Linked DNA regions of Homo sapiens: region 1 is linked to region 2. A link is a contact called in ENCODE Hi-C or POLR2A ChIA-PET data. All regions are on one chromosome and are shown on one strand. The core of a region is the stretch at or near the end of the contact, and the rest is flanking DNA. Distances in the headings are between cores, read along the strand shown. Region 1 has its middle 18 kb from the start of GDA. Region 2 overlaps LOC101927108 (a long non-coding RNA gene).

Evidence for each region. Hi-C counts contacts between places; a loop is a spot of excess contacts on that map. ChIA-PET counts read pairs that join two places held with the same protein, here RNA polymerase II (POLR2A). Pooled maps may share reads with other maps.
Region 1: a pooled map of right lobe of liver shows a loop between it and region 2 (5-fold over the local background). The contact joins two enhancer-like sites. A Hi-C loop is called at or near these places in 6 of 168 maps with a recorded cell type or tissue (Caco-2, Calu3, HCT116 and 3 more), 3 of 37 single-sample maps with no recorded cell type and 7 of 50 pooled maps. POLR2A ChIA-PET finds 5 or more read pairs at or near these places in 2 of 52 experiments (A549 and PC-9).

What each region holds. Positions count from the first base shown.
Region 1 is chr9:72,128,187-72,133,896 of GRCh38, forward strand. It overlaps a transcript of GDA not described here. Among named protein-coding and RNA genes, the nearest start is that of GDA, 18 kb to the right of the region's middle. RefSeq lists a silencer at 1,567-1,861. Within about 2 kb of position 1,805, at least 3 of the 41 ENCODE cell types and tissues checked have a DNase peak (open chromatin) inside an H3K27ac peak, as active enhancers do; they include PC-9, where a contact is called at or near this core.
Region 2 is chr9:72,037,430-72,043,528 of GRCh38, forward strand. All of the region lies in intron 2 of LOC101927108 (a long non-coding RNA gene), which reads left to right. Among named protein-coding and RNA genes, the nearest start is that of C9orf57, 20 kb to the right of the region's middle. Within about 2 kb of position 4,567, at least 5 of the 41 ENCODE cell types and tissues checked have a DNase peak (open chromatin) inside an H3K27ac peak, as active enhancers do; they include PC-9, where a contact is called at or near this core.

The sequences.
Region 1 (5,710 bases), core at 555-3,054, 88 kb after region 2:
TGTTGCTGCTTCCAGACCTATTACTATCATATTTATAAAGCTACCTCCATATCTTAGTGAAAGTGGCAAGTGTGTTTATTCGTTATTCTGTGTTCTCTTCTATACTCACCTCATATTTCAAGTAAGTGATTCAAATAATGGAGTGATAGAGTGTGGTGGGGTGGGAGTGTGTTGGGCAGCTTTCTTATCATTCTTCTGAAAAATTTTCTTTACATTGGCAATATCTTTGCTAGTTATAATAGTAATAATGATAATGATTTTAAAATAACTACTATCATTTTTGAGCACTTGCCACATGCTAGGCATTTTATAGCCATTACCTTTGCAATAATAATGGAAGATAGATACTATTATTCACTTCCCAATGTTGATATATATATGTAACATATATATAATATCATGTAATAAACATATAATGTCTGTGTAACTAGAGTGAATTATTTGTATTAAGATTTTGACAGCTCCTTCAGGGAGTTCTTTGCCAGTCTTCAAGCCAGCACGAAACCATCACAGTAGTCCTGTGAGACAGGCTGGCAGCCAGCATCTTTATATAAGCAGGGCTTGAGCCTGATTCACTTTTCTGACTAGCACCTAGCTTATTTTTAGAATGCAATACGTGGTAATAAAAATAAAATAGTGAATAGCAATACAATCAAAAATATACAAATACACTTCTCAGATTGGGTGGAGTCTCACTGGAGTTTTTTTTTTAGGGTGTCTGAAGTTATGTCCTTGCCTGGCAATGAGAGATGGAATAAAATTACTCCAATTTTTTCTTTCTTTTCTTTTTTTTTTTGACAGAGTTTCGCTGTTTTGCCCAGGCTGAAGTGAAGTGGCCTGATCTGGGCTCACTGCAACCTCTGCCCCCTGGGTTCAAGTGATTCTCCTGCCTCAGCCTCCTGAATAGCTGAGATTACAGGCATGCGCCACCACATCCCGCTAATTTTTGTATTTTTAGTACAGATGGGGTTTTGCCATGTTGACTAGGCTGGTCTTGAAATCCTGACCTCAGGTTATCCACCTGCCTTGGCCTCCCAAAGTGCTAGGATTACAGGCGTGAGCCACTGTGCCCAGTCTCTTTCTTTTGATTAAAAAAAATATTCAAACTTTCAACAGAATAGACCAGCAGCCTCTCTCCATGAGTAAACCAGAGAATGAGCCAGGCACGGCTGCGTTCTCCACGGGCTGTGCTTCACTCCTCTTGGCATGTTGGCCATGGCATCCTGAGTTTGCTCGCCTCACTCCACCTCCAGACCCGTGGACATCCTCCAACTGTTTCTACAGTCCAAGTTAGGACTCAATGGGTGTTGAATCACACATAGGATAAGGCTGGGGAGTCATTCAAGAAAAATTACTTGTTGGGACCCACACAGGGTTCATAGTATCTATTGCAGAGTACTTTCACATCCCATATTCTGGCCTTCAATCTTATAGTTCCACAGATGCAGTATTGCCAGGGTCCCAGGATTTCCCAGGTAAAGGGAGACCGATGATGTTCACTTTGCTCACAACAGATTCCATGGAAAGCCCAAACTGCTAGGGTATTTAGCTGACCACGAGAAATGTAACTGCCCCAATGACTCTCTATTAGTGCCATCTATATGAGAAGCTAAACATTAACCAGAGGGTTGCTTGGTAAGCATGAAGGAAGGGCAGGGGAGTTAACAGAATGAGTTGTGTATTTAAAGTCCCAGGTTAGGTCAGACCCGGGCCAGGACACTCAATCTTGCCAACAAGATGAGATAAGACCAACCTTTGAGCCAGAGAATTTCATCCCCTGGAAGTTTCCCATCCTGGAGATGACTTGTGCTTGCCAGACGTTGTTGGATGGGCATTGGAAATATTTCCCCTGGCCTCTGTCACCTGCCCCCAGCACAATGCACTGAGCAGTCACTGAGAGAAAGTTAGACAATAAACACTCATAGCCTGGAGACACAGAATCCCTTATTCTAACCCTGCATTCACATTAGGAGGTCATCACCTTTCTGAAATAAGATGCCATGTGGTTTTCCTTTATTCATCATGAAGGAATACAGGTGAAAGTAAGCCAAAAATAAAAACTAAAAAGTGGGCCTCTGTTCCAAATATCTTTCAATATCATTTAGTGGCTTATTTATGTAGTTAAGAGCTGTTTTACAAAACAGATACTACCAGGAGGTGTAAGCCCACCTAATACTCATAACTTAGTGCATGTAAATGAAGAAGTTTTTGGTGAGATCTAATGCTTGGCTTACAAAAAAGTGACCATTAAGAACATTACATAAGAAGCAGCTGAGTCCTACTGAGTCTCAACATCTTGCTGAAGTCCACACCACTGGTTAGTGGAAGAGGCAAAGTCTATTCTTGTTCTCCTTAACACTTTTATAATGTATTAGTGGCCAAACTCCACTTCCACATGTATGTCTGAGGTTGAAAACCACTGGTGTATTGAAATAGACATATGTGAGCAGATGCTTAGTGTGTTGTTATATGATTGAGGTGGCTAAAGAGTTACAGGAATAACAAGGCAGGCAACCAATCCAGTCTAAGGCTTGGAAAGGGTCCATGAAGACTTTAGAGTGAAATTGATTCTTGTGTGAGCTGAGTTGTGAAGGGTAAGTTTAGAGTTTAATTAGGTAAAGGATATGGGGAAAATAATCCAGGCAGATAAGAGTCCCTGGACAAACACTCAGGGGTTTCCAATTTTTTCATCTGCTATCTTCACCTCCTATCCTTATTCACAATTTTGCCTTAACCCATAACCTCCTTCCATTGGATGTACACCCTGGGATGTATACCCATGGAAGAGGATGCACTAGCAGCTGCCATGTGTCAGGCATTTGAGAAATAAGGGAGCAATAGTCATCACAAGGACAGTGCAATTGGTTGGCTGTGGTTAAGTTCCACTGATGCCCTAGGAAAAGGTAGCAAAGAGCTGAGATTGATTAATCAGCCATTAAATAAATTCTAAGTGGGAAGGCCAGAGGGCCTCCCTGGAAACACACCAAGAGACTCTCATCTCTTAATTTGGAAGGGGAAAGGGGTTCAAATAGGAAGATCCAGGCCAGAATTTAATTGTAAGAGTAGCTGAAGTAGGTCTGCTATGCCAAAAGCATTGGGAAAAATGGGCACGGACACAGGGAAGGGCACATCTGTGTTGACGCCCCTCCCTGCCAAGAATCTTGAGTCTCCAGATTGCCCTTGCATTAGACCATTCTTTTGTAGCTATAGAGAAATACCAAAGGCAGCGAACTGAATGAGCAAGAACTTATCACCAAGGGAATGGTGCTGAGCCATTTATGAGCATCCACCCCCACGATCCAGTCACCTCCCACCAGGCCCCATCTCCAACACTGGGAATTACATTTCAACATGAGATTTGGAAGGGACAATTACCCAAATTATATCAGCCCTGAACCCTCTGAGCCTGCACAAATGGCCCACTTCTCTTTATGGAGGGCTAGAAACACACCACGTGCACAGACACACACACACACAAACACACACACATCAATTCCAAGGCCTCTCTACAAGACATCATGTACTCTCTTCAGGGTGTCACCCATCTTCCCTCCTCACTGCTAGGTCAATAACTAGGGTTAAGTCATAAAGTAACTGTGTCAAGAAAATGCTCGACTGCTATGGGAGGAAAAGAACTATACCCCTTTATATTAGTCTGTTTTCATGCTGCTGATAAAGACATACCCAAGCCTGGAAAGAAAAAGATGTTTAATGGAATTACGTTTCCACATGGCTGAGAAGGCTTCACAATCATGACGGAAGGCAAGAAGGAGCAAGTCATATCTTACATGGATGGTGGCAGGCAAAGAGACAGAGTTTCTGCACGGGAACTGCTCCTTTTAAAACCATCAGATCTTATGAGACTCATTCACTATCATGAGAACAGTGCAGGAAATACCTGCCCCTATAATTTAATCACCTCCCACTGGGTTCCTCCTGTGACACATGGGAATTGTGCAAGTTACAATTCAAAATGAGATTTGGGTGGGAACAAAGCCAAACCATGTCTCACCCTTCTAGGTCCAATTTCAGGATTAACTAACTGGGAGAATATGCCTGAGAGTGGATTCTGAGGGTGCCCAACCACGGTGGGGTGCCCAACCATGGTGAGTACAAGAAAGTTTGAATACAAAAGAATTTACCAATATGAGAACACTCTCCCATGTCACAGGATATAATAATACCCTGGCAGGGACCTGAGGGAGGGTGAGTGCACACTGTAGGATGGCTCCTAGGACCATGGAAAAAACAATGCCTCATACCAGTGACAAAATTGCTGTGACAGACAGTAGTACACAGTGAAGAGAGGGAAGACTTGTTTGGCATGTCTTCTGTCCTGCCCAATTTGATGGTAAATGACAAGTGCAGATATCTTAGCCTATTTTTTAAATCATGTCATCACTCTGAAGATTTCCAAATCAGTCAAGAGGATGCTGTTGGTGTCAAGACCTGTACCCCCAAAAATGCCCCATAAAGCACTGCTATGGTTGTCCAGAAACACTGAGAGACTCCCAGACTATTGAGGTTTTACTGGACCCTAAGTAGTTATAGTTTCTGGAGTTCCCTCACCTCCCACTACTCCAACACTAATCAGAACAATATCCCTGTACCCGACTAAGTTGTAAGATTTGTGACTCTGGCTTATGAGACCCCCTTATGCTGGGCAGTTTGGATATTTGCACTTGACTATGAGATGGGTTCCATTACCGCCAAGGACAAAGTGAAACCAGGGAAGAAAAAGAGGCAGTTGGGTATCCCCTGTGTAATAATCAATTTCAGGTGAACTATTATTCTTCTCTGGTAACAAGAAATAATTTTAGTTGGCCAGGTGCAGTGGCTCACACCTATAATTCCAGCACTTTGGGAGGCCGAGGTGGGTGGATCACGAGGTCAGGAGATCAAGACCATCCCGGCCAACATCGTGAAACTCTGTCTCTACTAAAATACAAAAAAATTAGCCAGCCATGGTAGTGCATGCCTGTAGTCCCAGCTACTTGGGAGGCTGAGGCAGGGGAATCGCTTGAATCCAGGAGGCGGAGGTTGTAGTGAACCGAGATAGCGCCACTGCACTCCAGCCAGGTGACAAAGCAAGACTCTGTCTAAAAAAAAAAAAAAAAAAAAAAATAATAATAATAATAATAATAATTTTAGCTTAGGAAGCAGTCTCTGAGCTTTATTTTTCAGTACTTAATCTATATTATCTATTGATTTGCAGGTTCTAGCAGGTCAGCTATTTTATTACATGAATTCTTTTCCATTTTAAAAATCAGCAATGTGAATGGTTTTGACACTACTTGGACTTCCTTGATCTATGTGAACTTTGTTCTTTGGGAATGTCGAGCTGGCAAGGCTCGATTTTAGATCAGCAGAGTGACCTTAGCCCACATAGCAATTATTCCCTGATCATTTGTTGCAAAATGCCACAGCCTTCCATCATTCTGATTTCTCCTGGGCAGAGTAGATGTTCACTCTGGTTACAATGTAAGGAGAATTGGGAAAGCCCTCTTATTTCTTCTCACATAAACTGGCTTCTTAGAAATATTCTCCCAAACAATGCTAGAAATTCCACTGTCATAGAATACTGCTGTGACCCTATGAATGGGGTCCTCTGTATGATGCAGTGCTGCTTTAGTGCAAGGTTCAAGATGTGAGCTGGGAGAACCCACTGTGCGGACTGAAACCTATCCCCAGTCCTATTATATTGGAATTT
Region 2 (6,099 bases), core at 3,317-5,816:
GAAGCTCGATGAGGGTTATTGTGCCATTGTAGAGACTGAGTATCTAACTATAGGTTGTCAAGTGGCGATGAGAATGGAGATGCTCACCACGGATGGGGCATCGTCATAACCACTGAATCATAAGGAACTTTCGTAATTTATTGTATGATGAAAAATCGTTCATAAGGATCAGGCCCAAGCAGCTCCAGAGGGTATGTCACTTTTGTGGCACTAATGCCTCTTCCTCAGTTCACACACATGGCCTTACAACAGCTTCTGGATGATCCAGTGGTGGAAGAGGAAAACTCTTGCATCTGGTTCACAGATGGTTTGGCTTAGCATATGAAGGGAAGGAGAAAATGGACAGTTGCCACATTATAGTCTCATTCAGTATTGACCTTAAGGACAGAGTGTGGGGGAAATCCTCTCAGTGGACAGAGCTGCAACCGGCACACTTGGTTGTTCACTGTGTATGGAAGAAGTGGCCCGAGATTCAGATATGCATAGACTTCCGGCTAGGGGAGGATGGCATGGTTTGTTGACCAAGGGTGTGAAACTAGCAATATTAGAAGATTGGTGACATGTGGATTGCTATAGTACAGATGTTTGTGTCTCCTGAAAATTCACATGTTAAAACCCAGCGTCCAAGGTCATGGTATGAGAAGGTGGGGCCTTTGGGAAGTGATTAGGTAATGAAGGGGATTAGTGCCTTTATAAAAGAGACCCCAGAGAACTGGCTAGCCCTTTCTATCATGTGAGGACACAGTAAGAAGCCAACATCTGTGAACCAGGCAGCAAGTCCTCACAAGAAACGAGTTCCTGGGTTAGGTGTTTTCCATAAGGTACTTTTTTTTTTTTTTTTATAGAGTCTCACTCTGTTGCCCAGGCTGGGGTACAGTGGCATAATCTCGGCTCACTGCAACCTCCGTCTCCCAGGTTCAAGCAATCCTCCCAACTCAACCTCCCAAGTAGCCAGGATTACAAGCATGCACCACCACACCTGGCTAATTTATTTTTATTTTCATTTTTAGTAGACACAGGGTTTCACCAGTTTGGCCAGGCTTGTCTCCAACTCCTGACCTCAAGTGATCCGCCGGCTTTGGTCTCCCAAAGTGCTGGGATTACAGGCATGAGCCAACGCGTCTGGCCTTTCATAAGGCATTTTATTTAATTATCAGAACAATTACATGAGTAAATATTACAATCACAACAATGTTGATGAGAGAAGTTAGGCAACTTGCCAAGCTAGTCAGCTGGGTGGCTAGGATAGAATCCAGCTGTGGTCCTCAACAGTGCAAACACAATTCCCACTTGTTTTTTGAACTTAAGAGCTATGTAGCCTACTGGGTCAGGTGAATTTACTAGGACTCAGGAATCATCTTCCCTCATCTTCACTCCTTATTTTTTAACCTACATTTTACACTTTGTCCTCCTCAGTCAGACTGCTAACCTCCTTCACAGGCCGTGTTATTGAGTAGCTAGGATTACAAGCGCTCACCTCCATGCCCAGCTAAATTTTGTTTTTTGGTAGAGATGGGATCTCGCTATGTTGCCCAGGCTGGTCTCGAACTCCTGGGCTCAAGCGATCCTCCCGCCTCAGCCTCCCAAAGTGCTGGGATTACAGGACTTAAAGAGACAGTAAGTAGAACATCTTGGCCTGATAGGTCCAGGAAAAGAGCCAGGGCAACTATCAGCTTGGACTGTAGAGTGCAGTTACCACAATTGGCCACCAGATGGCAGAAGCACTCAGGGAATCGCGTCGGGAAGGCAAAGGATGTGCTGAAGGGCTTAGGGGAAGCCTCAGGCCCGAGATCCAGAGGTTAGCGCGTTCTCAGCAGGGAGGGCCAGTTGTTCAGGTAAATATAATTCAGACAGCTAGAATATGGGATGCGCTGGTGAGATTCAAACAGGCCCACTTTGGTTCTACCAGAAAGAGAAATAGGGAGAGTGAGCTGGAGATGGGATCATTGCAACAGAACGTTTCAAATGCTCAAGATCAAAACACAACATAAATAAGCTGGGAAACAGGCTGGATGCGCTCTGCAGGCAGGATGAGAACGAGAACGGGTGATTGGCATTCGAAGACAAGGTTGAGCTGTGAGTGAAATTCAGGGTAGGCTGAGCATCCAGAAGGGAGTGAACCTTGGTTATGCCTGGGACCATCTGCCCCATAGATGACCGTGTAGCGGACCGTATTTCATAGAAATGGCCCTAAACACATTTTGGGTCATATGTTTCCCAGAAGCTTAGTACTTCCCCGACAAGGGGTAGAGTCTAGGTACTCTCCCTGTGAGCCTGGGCAGGGCTTCCTGACTGCCTCAACTAACAGAGCACAGTGAAAGTGACATATATGACTTTCAAGACTCAGTCATAAACACGGTGCAGTTTCTGTACGGCTTCCTCTCTCTCAGGACCCTCACTTAAAAACCCCGAGCTACCATGTGAGGAGCCAGGCTACCTGGAAGCTGCCATGTTAGAAACGATGTGGAAGGATCACATATGTTGGGGCTCAGAAAATAATACCCCAAAATGGAGACCTCAGAAGCAGAAGTTTTTCTCTGTCACTCTCCTGCCCTCCTATCTCTCAGTCACATTCTCCCCTGAGGCCAGCCAAGGAAACGAACATCCCTCTTCCCCAACATGGGTTACAGCAGCGGTCCCCAGTCTTTTTGGCACCAGGGACCGGGACTAGTTTCATGGAAGACAATTTTCCCACGGAGTGAGGTGGGGATGGTTTCAGGATGAAACTGTTCCATCTCAGACTATTAGGCATTATGTAGATTCTCATAAGGAGCACGCGACCTAGATCCCTCCCATGTGCAGTTCACAATAGGGTTTGGCCTCCTGCGACAATCTAATGCCACCACTGATCTGACAAGAGGCAGAGCTCAGGCGCTAATGCCTGATCACCCACACTCACCTCCTGCTGTGTGGCCCGGTTCCTAACAGGCCATGGACCAGTATCGGTCAGTGGCCCTGGCATTGGGGACCCCTGGGTTATGTGAAACCAGAACTCCTTTTCCCTAAAGCTAGTCATAAAACCTAAAAATATTACTCTAATCTACCCCTCTGCCTTTCTGTATAAAAACTGGCCATAAAGAAATTATTTGGCTTATCTTGTTTGACTCTTGGTCATAAGACCCCCATTTCAGAGATGATCCTGCCCCATATACAGAAGGAAAGAATACTGCACAGAGAAGCCAAGAAGAATCTAGACAGACAGGCCTTACTCAGTCTATCGGCATTAGATCATTCCATTTTTGTCTAATCATATTTCCACATAGTCCATACTGTATTGGACCTAAGCAATAAAATGGACAATGTCCCCTGTATTTTTGAATCTTCATTCTAAAGGCTCCCACTATAATAATAGTCCTATACATAAAATAGTATGTATATGATTACCAAGAAATATAAAAATATTTTTAAAAGATATAATACATGTGCTTCTTTAATAATGTATTAAATAAGATAAAGTGTTGCCTATAATAACTACTGTAACTTTCAAGTGTTGGTGAGCATAAATGATATTTGGAGGTATCTGCACAACTGTGATAAAACAAACTTATTGGCCGGGTGTGGTGGCTCACACCTGTAATCCCAGCACTTTAGGAGGCTGAGGCGGGCAGACCACGAGGTCAGCAGATCGAGACCATCCTGGCTAACACAGTGAAACCCCGTCTCTACTAAAAATGCAAAAAATTAGCTGGGCATGGTGGCGGGTGCCTGTAGTCCCAGCTACTCGGGAGGCTGAGGCAGGAGAATGGCGTGAACCAGGGAGGTGGAGCTTGCAGTGAGCCGAGATTGCACCACTGCACTCCAGCCTGGGCTACAGAGCGAGACTCTGTCTCAACAACAAACAAAAACCCAAAAACAAACTTATTGCTATTTTTTTGGTAACAAAGTCACAGGTACTTCTAATATTTTCATGGCTTGCTGCTTTTATGCATTATGGAAGGAAAAGCTATGTTTCAGTTAGAAATGGGCGAAAATAAAGGAATAGTATTTTTTTTTCCCATCAAAGTTCATGGACAACTTCCCCTACATTCCCCAACTCCCACTGTTGAGAACCATGGGAAGCGGGTGCTTGCAAGGATCTCAGGGAATATTAACCAAGCCTGTCTTTGCAGACGGTGGAAGGGAAGGGAGTGACATTTGGTCCTTGCCCAAGGTCACATGGCTCTTTGGTGGCAAGGCATTTCCCTAAGTGTTCCCCTGCTCCTTTCCATTGTCTTTTCATTCTCCTTCCAGTACATCTGTCTGCTTCTCTCTTTCTCCATGGCTTTTTCTTCTTCTATGACTCTTCCTAGTCATAAAATGAAATGGAGATCTTTAAAACCAAAGCCATGTGTACACTCACTGCTTTCTCATTCTTATCCACAATTCCAGAGTTTTTTTATTGGGCCTCATTGTTCTCATTTACATCCTGTGACTTTTCACATGAGCCCTCTGCTTAGATCATAAATCCGTGTACATTCCTATATCTCACCCCAAGAACACGCTGCACTCTTGGTGGTGCACTCTTTTTTTTTTTCCATGTGTCTACATTAGCGTCTCTTTCACGTGCGGTCTGAGAACTACTTTTAGCAGAATCACCTGGCCCTCTGCCCAGCCTCATGACTACATGGGGGTGGGTGTTGAAAACTTGCATTTTATTAAGCTTCACTGACTGGTCTAATGGCTCTGAATGTTTGCGAAACACAGACCTGAGTCCTGCCCTTCCTGAAGGGCCACACTAGTTCCACCGACACTAGTTATTCTTTTTTTTTTTTTTTTTGAGACAGAGTCTCGCTCTGTCACCCAGGCTGGAGTGCAGTAGCGCGATCTTGGCTCACTGCAAGCTCTGCCTCCCGAGTTCACCCCATTCTCCTGCCTCAGCCTCCCAAGCAGCTGGGACTACAGGCACCTGCCACCACACCCAGCTACTTTTTTTGTATTTTTAGTAGAGACAGGGTTTCACCATGTTAGCCAGGATGGTCTCGATCTCCTGACCTTGTGATCCGCACACCTTGGCCTCCCAAAATGCTGGGATTACACACATGAGCCACCGCGCCCGGCCGATATAGCCTCTTCTAACCACAAGAGCCTCACTCCCCCTGGAGACTCCTACTTTTAGTATTGCTGCTTCTTGTATCCTATCCTGTTAGCATGATTCAAACGTTAAAGCCAAGAGGAAGAAGGAAGAGAATGAGGTGATGAATACTGGTCATGTACCGGATATTCTGCAAGGCTCAGTGACGCACTGTTGACCATGTTTCACAAGTAAGAAAATTAAAGTTTAAAATGTTGGGTAATGTGTTCAGGGTCACACAGTTAATAAACGGTGGAATTAAACTGCTAGCCTTGGTCTTTTTTTTTGTTTGTGCTCCAGTGCCTCTGTTCTCATGACACAGACTTTATTCAACATATCCTCAGGGTTGAGGCATAGCATCTTTGCATTTGCTGCATCTCAAAATATGTTCCTTTTTTTGCAATCATCTGGAATTGATCCTTCACAGATTTCTTTCTCATTTTCTACCCACTCCCTTTAATGTATGTCCTGCTAAAAGTTCTGTCGTGGTCTCTTCTCTTTTCTCACTCTTCATTCTAACCTCATTTTTTGCACCTATGTGCCAGATGCCTGAATCTATCTCAAGCCAGGATTTCCCTGTTGAGCTTCAAACCCATATGCCCCAATGCCTAGTGTCAGTTCCATAGGGACTAAAATCCAACTAGCCGGACTTTGTTCCTTGGCCTCACTTCCAAGCACCTTTTCTTACCAACCACTTCAGCTGCGGTAGCAGATTCTGTGGGAAGCCTCTTTCAACATGTTCTCCAGCCTGTATTTGGTGGACCTCCCCAGTGCAGAGGCTCCCATGATCCTTTTCTATTCTACCCCTTAATTTCTCAGGGCCCCAGGGCTTAGTCCTAATCCCTCTTTCCTTCACTCATTCCTTAGGTGGTCTCATTGAGTTTAAAGGCGTTTTCAAGCGTAGATTTTACTGATGGATCTCAAATATCTCTCTCTCCAGCCAGATCTCTCCCCTGGGCTTCAAACTTGCATATCCTATCACACATTAGCCATCTTCATAGGGGCGTCTAATCAGTGTTGCACACTTAATATGTCCAAAGAGAATACTG